Linked DNA regions of Mus musculus: region 1 is linked to region 2. A link is a loop called in an ENCODE intact Hi-C map of the cell type or tissue named here. Cell type or tissue: gastrocnemius. All regions are shown on one strand. Each heading gives the region's core, and the rest is flanking DNA. Links, peaks and the distances in the headings are about the cores only.

Region 1 (2,807 bases), core at 295-2,794, 390 kb after region 2:
CTCTTGCCTTCGGTGTGGCCCAGGCCTCTATTATTCCGTGCCTTGACTCTCCCCTCACTGTGAACTCCTACAGTGTTAAGCAGCAGCTGATCTAGGGTAGAGACAAGGTAAGCCTTGGCTGTCTTCCTGACCTCCTCATGGGTCAGGATGTGGTTCCATCAAGGCTGGGTTCTGCCCACTGCTGCTGCTGTTGGCTGACTCTAGCCTCCCTGTGTTCCCAAGAAGAGTAAAACCACATCTTGATATTTGCTGGTTGCTTTAGTGTCTCATTAGCAGCTCAGCTATGCTTAAATTTGAGTGGAGGTCTCATTAATTAATTTGTGAATGGAGGTTCTCTGTAGAGTTGCCCCATTCTTGTTTTTCTTGATGGGTGCCTACCAGCATTTTTAAGAATGGAAAGTTCAAGCTAGTATTCTAATAAGGATTTTTTTTTTTTTTTATCATTACTATCACTAGGCTTCTCAGAGTCTGTGAGACAATGAGGTAGGCTGGGGACCTGCCACCATCATTAGAAAAGCAATAGGCTTCCAATTCCATCACCTGACTACTATCCAGTGGTGTTTATTAAAGAAGTAGATTAGAGGCAAGACCAGGCCACATGGAGGCCAGGCGAGAAACACACTCCAGGAGCAAAGCCTGTATCTTCTCTAACTTGCTTTCTTACCACCTGAAATATCCCTTTTTTTTTCCTTCATTTTCTTCAGTTTTCAAGATGTTCCTTGGTATAAATTTCATCAGATCCTTATACCATTTGGGGGTCTCTCAGCTAAAACTCATAGGCATATGCTATTTGCTAAATTTGGAAATATTCCAGCTCTGTGAGTCTCAGCCCCACCCTCCTGTTCTTTCTGGGTCTCTGACAACCAGGCAGAAAAAGGAGAAAGAAAATGTATTCAGATAGAGAAGCCCCTAGCCTCACTAGTGAACGTGAACAAGGTCGGATGCAGGAGGCATTTTCACTGAAGGTGTGCTCATGTTTTAGTCTTTTTTTTAGAAGAGAAGACAATTAGTTCAGCCCTTATGGACTGAAACAGGATTTATCCACAACTTCTTCAGTTATAATGACGTATAAAGATTACCGGGTAATTGTAAGATTTCTTCATCAAGCATTCTGAAGATAACATTCTAAAGGGATTCTAATCAAGGAAATGTACCCTGACAAACACTTTCCTAATTAAAATGCAAATCAAGATCCACGGAAGTAAATACCCTTACTAAAGTTCACTGCGTAGAAAAGGGAGTAGTTTTGTTGTTATTTGTGGTCTTGGGGCTTGAACCTAGACTACTGCATGCCTGGCAAGCATTCTCCTAGAGCCCCACCTCCAGCAGAGAGAGAGGGGGCTTTATTTATTTTTAAATAAAGCTTTTCAAAATGATGAGGAATTCTACCTATGCCTTAGTTAACGGTGTTTGTATTTAATGCTTCAAGATACAAGTTACATGGGTTTTACTGCTATTATTTTTGAAATTAAATCAAAAGTAAGTTTTGTTGTTGATACAAACATTTTTCATGCGGGTAAACTGGATTTAAATCATGTAATGTGTACAATTACTTCATCCATTTCCAGGTGCTCAGAGTTTGACTGGTTTGAATTTTTGGAAACATTTATGAGAACAAATTAAGCAAATATTCTATGCCAGGAAAGCCTCTTCCCACAGAAGAGTCAGAAAATCCTAGAGAAATACTGACCCCCAGTGGCCGCACTGGGCAGTGATTGGCAGCAACCCAGCAACCTGAATATACAGCAAAGCTGTGTTCTTTTGATGTGTTTCTTAACAGAGGCAGTAGCAATCGTGGAAAGTTTTTGGTCTCCACATTTTATATTTAAAAACATAAAAACTGTTTGGGCTGAATTTACCAGCCATTCTCAATTAATGACTGACAAGCATAATAATTTGTCATTCAGTTTAAATTAGGTGAATGGCATCCACTCAAAATTATATAGACTCCTGGCCACTTAGAACAACAGACTGAAATCTGTACTTATAAGCTATTCAGACAAAAAGCAGATGCGTTTGCTATCATCAAAATACAATACAAACACAGGGCACAACAAAGTACTTTGTTTTTTGTTCAAACATCCCCTCAGGCTCATGCATTTGAACACTTGCAGGTCTCCCTCCAGCTGGTGGCTCTGTTTGAATAAGGGCTACAACCTCAGCAGGTGGTACCTTGCTGGGGGAAGGAGTCCCTGGGGTGGGCCCTTAGGGTTTAGCCTAGCACGGCAGGCCACAGTCTCCCAGGATGTCTGGCAGTCTCAGTAGCCTGCTACCATGCTATCTTATACCTGCTACCATGTCTTCCTGGACAGACTCTGCCCCCAAAGCAGCTACAAGGCAAAAATGTTCTTCCCATAGTGTGCTTCTCAGGACCTCAGTGGTGAAAAGTGACGGAGGTCTTCTAATTCTACAACATATATGCCGAACACACTTCTTCCACTATGATTCCTTGCATTTCTACAGCTTGGAGCTCATGACTGATTTAAGAGAAATTAGAAAAGTATGCAAAAATTTAAAAATCTATCAAAACTTCCTGATTTTTTTCATACATAGTCATGTAAAGACAAAACTCCTTTATAACTCTAAAGGCATTAGGTTCTTATTCATTTTGACTGATTTCCTTTTGATCCGGGTCCCTTGGCGGCACCCTAAACTGAGCTTGAATTCATGGTGACCCTCCTGCCTCATCCTCTCAAGAGCTATTAATATAAGATTGAGGTGCCACATGCAGGCTAAGGCTTCAAAAGAAAACATTGTGTGGATTGTGTGCAGAAGTTCAGAATCACTGTAGTGTGTCATTTTCAAAG
Region 2 (2,807 bases), core at 98-2,597:
CAATCCTGGAGGCCTTCAAAAGTATGGTGTGTTCTTATTTTTACTGTAGCAAGCATAGGCCCAGTTGTGCAAATGGACCCAGGTCAGAGCATCTTGTGTGCAGCATTGGGCTCCATCTGTGCCTCTGCTGTGGCTCTCACATGTCCTCTCTGCTCTGCTCTCCCTCACACTCTGACTCACCCTTGTGTCTTACACACACCCTGATAATCCAGGATTCTCTCGCCACACCTGGATCCCTGGCATAATCACACCTGCAAAAGCCCTTTTGTCTTTGTTCGGTTGGGTCTGTAGGTAGCCCTGTAGCTGCGGCACTGGGTGGTTCTCTCAGTCCTTTGAGGACTACACTGAAGTCCTCTGAAATGTTCTTTTATTTTTTTTTAGTCCAAGTAATCTGGAGGTATGTCTCAGATGAGCGCCTCTAGATGCTCCACGAAACCAGATGAGCTAGCTCAGAATGTTCTGGAGTGGTAGGCAGCTTGGTTTGCACCTCTTCCCAGGCCAGCCAGCTTCCCTTTCTCCTTCCTCATTTGTGCTTGGCTGGGAGGCGCTGAGGGAAGGGAAGGACGCTTTATCCCCATCCCTTGGCACTCAGGGCCTGGTCTTTGAAAGGCCTGCAGATCTCCCTGAAGACATCTGTGAATGCTAGTGTGATACCCCCCACTCCACCCTACCTCAGGACAAAAAAAGCCTGGTTCAAAGAAGCTGTCGGCATTGGTCAGCTGGTTTTCATAAGGCTTAAAGCAGTGGTTCTCAACCTTCCTAATGCTGTGACCCTTTAATACACTTCCTCGTGCTGTGGTGACCACCCCCCCAACCAATAAATTGTTTTTGTTGCTACTTCATAACTATAATTTTGCTGCTGTTAGGGATCTTCATGTAACTATCTGTTTTCTGACGGTCTTCAGCGACCCTGTGAAAGGCACATTCAACCCCTCAAAGTGGTCTCTGGCTTAGGAGGCCGTGTTAATGGTTTATCCCGTCTTCCCTTGGTCTCCAACTCTGCATCACGTGGCTTGCTCCTCCTTGGTTGTAGCTGTGGCAGTTAAGCCCCTCAGCCTTCAGCCCTGACTGGAACAAGTCTCTAGACTTCTCAGTTTGAGTTGAGCCTTTCACTCTGCCTTGGGGCTCAGTCCCCATGTGGTCTGTACCTGGGAAGGGGACAGGGAACAGCCTGCTTGTCACTCTGAAGCTGATTTGGTGCCACCCTCACCGGATGGCACCTTTGATTACATTTCAGGAGGTAGCAGACTATAAGGGTGATGAGGGTAATCTCTGAGATCCAGAGAGCTGTGTGAGAGAGGAAGGTCACAGTGTACCAGCAGAGGGCGCCCAAGGGAGGCCTTGGGTCCTACACTTGGGTCCTGACACTGGGGGTGCACTGGGGCCCTGCTGGCATATGAGTTAAATTGCTGAATTGACAGGAAGCCCTGTAGTTCTACCTGGTGTGACATTCTTATCTCAAAGTTACTGAGTGTCTCAGCATTCCTCTGCTGAGAGTCCCCATATGCTAACGACTTACCCTCTCCTTGTATTTTTTGTTATGGTGTGTATTTTTGTCGAGGCTGACTTCAAATTCTCAGCACCCCTGCCTTAACCCACCCCCAGGTGCTGGGAATATAGACATGTATCTCATGCCCAGCCTGAATGGCAGTTTCTTCTGAAAATACAATGCTTCCTCTTAAATTTCTGTTCTTGGAGCCTTGGGAATCTTCGGCTCTGGGAACTTTTGCTCTGTCTTCGCCATCTCGCTCTGAGCAGTAGTCGTGATGCCCAGGGCCACCCGGTGCTCTCTGTTGAGCTCGGTTATAAATTGTGCACACAAACATGCTTGGGGAGACTGATTTTAAGCTGTTCATTTGAAAATCAAGCTTGGTAAATAACCCCCACCCCCAATCACTTCAGTAAAAAGACTTTGCATGTGGGTTAGGCAGCGGGAGTCTCCAGACTGCGTTCAGAACAGCTGAGAGATGTAGTGTTTAGTCTACGTAGTCGGGTCTAATAATCCGAGCATTTTAATTTCTGAAACAGGGTTCAGGTTGAAGAGACGGTTCAGTGGTTAAGACTACTGTTCAGGAGGGGAATCTTCCATTCCTAGCCGCTGTCGTCTCAGCTCGAAGGAACGGAAGTCCTCTTGCCTCCCTGGGCATTGCACACTAGTGTCATGGTCATCAGAAGTCACTGGGCAGGCAGGATGGCTCAGTGAGTAAAAAGGCTTGCCGCAAAGCCCAAGGACCTGAGTTTGATCCGTAGACCCATATGAGTGAAGTCGTTCCCAGAGGTTGTATGCACACACACACACACACACACACACACGAGGCTTACATACACTAGGTGGGAAAGGGGTTTTGTTGACTGTATAAAGTTCTCTTTTACAAGACTGTTACCTGTAGCTGAAGCTGGCACACGACTGAGAGTTGCTCCACTGAGCATGGAGGATGCGCTAATGAGCGTGGCAAGTCCCCCAACCCCCATGGTCTGTTTAGATTAGACAGGCAGTCTAGAGGGAAACCAGTGGGCCAGTCTATCTCCCTAACTGGGCTCCCTCTCTCCCAGCCCCCACAGTGGAGAAGGAAGTCTGACAAGGCAGCCAATGAAACTCAACTCCAGCTATGTCATGTATGCGCCTGGAGCCCCTGTCCTGTGAACGAGAGGGAACAGGGTGGAAACACCTCTCCCAGCAGGCCATTAGATTGTTTACTAAATTGTAGTTAATGTAACCCCTCTGTAAACCTTGAAACTTAGGCAAAATTTTAAACCCTGGTCTCCCGTGGTAGGCCAAGGCCACCCCAGTGTGGGGTAATGATTGC

The links. A loop is a pair of places that touch in the nucleus more often than their neighbours do. Peaks named below come from ENCODE experiments on the same cell type or tissue, not always from the same donor. Only the 100,000 strongest peaks of a DNase experiment are listed, where the experiment ranks them.
Region 1: a loop joins it to region 2, with 4 times the contacts of the local background. A loop is called at or near these places in 3 of 42 quality-filtered maps.

Annotation. Positions count from the first base shown.
Region 1 is chr10:70,562,146-70,564,952 of GRCm38, forward strand. All of the region lies in intron 4 of Phyhipl (phytanoyl-CoA hydroxylase interacting protein-like), which reads right to left. Among named protein-coding and RNA genes, the nearest start is that of Phyhipl, 36 kb to the right of the region's middle. In gastrocnemius, for the core only: a CTCF peak has its summit at 1,693 (motif pointing left); DNase peaks (open chromatin) are centred at 1,701 and 2,211.
Region 2 is chr10:70,172,166-70,174,972 of GRCm38, forward strand. All of the region lies in intron 5 of Ccdc6 (coiled-coil domain containing 6), which reads left to right. Among named protein-coding and RNA genes, the nearest start is that of Mrln, 31 kb to the right of the region's middle. In gastrocnemius, for the core only: a CTCF peak has its summit at 1,324 (motif pointing right); a DNase peak (open chromatin) is centred at 1,326; H3K27ac peaks cover 233 bases.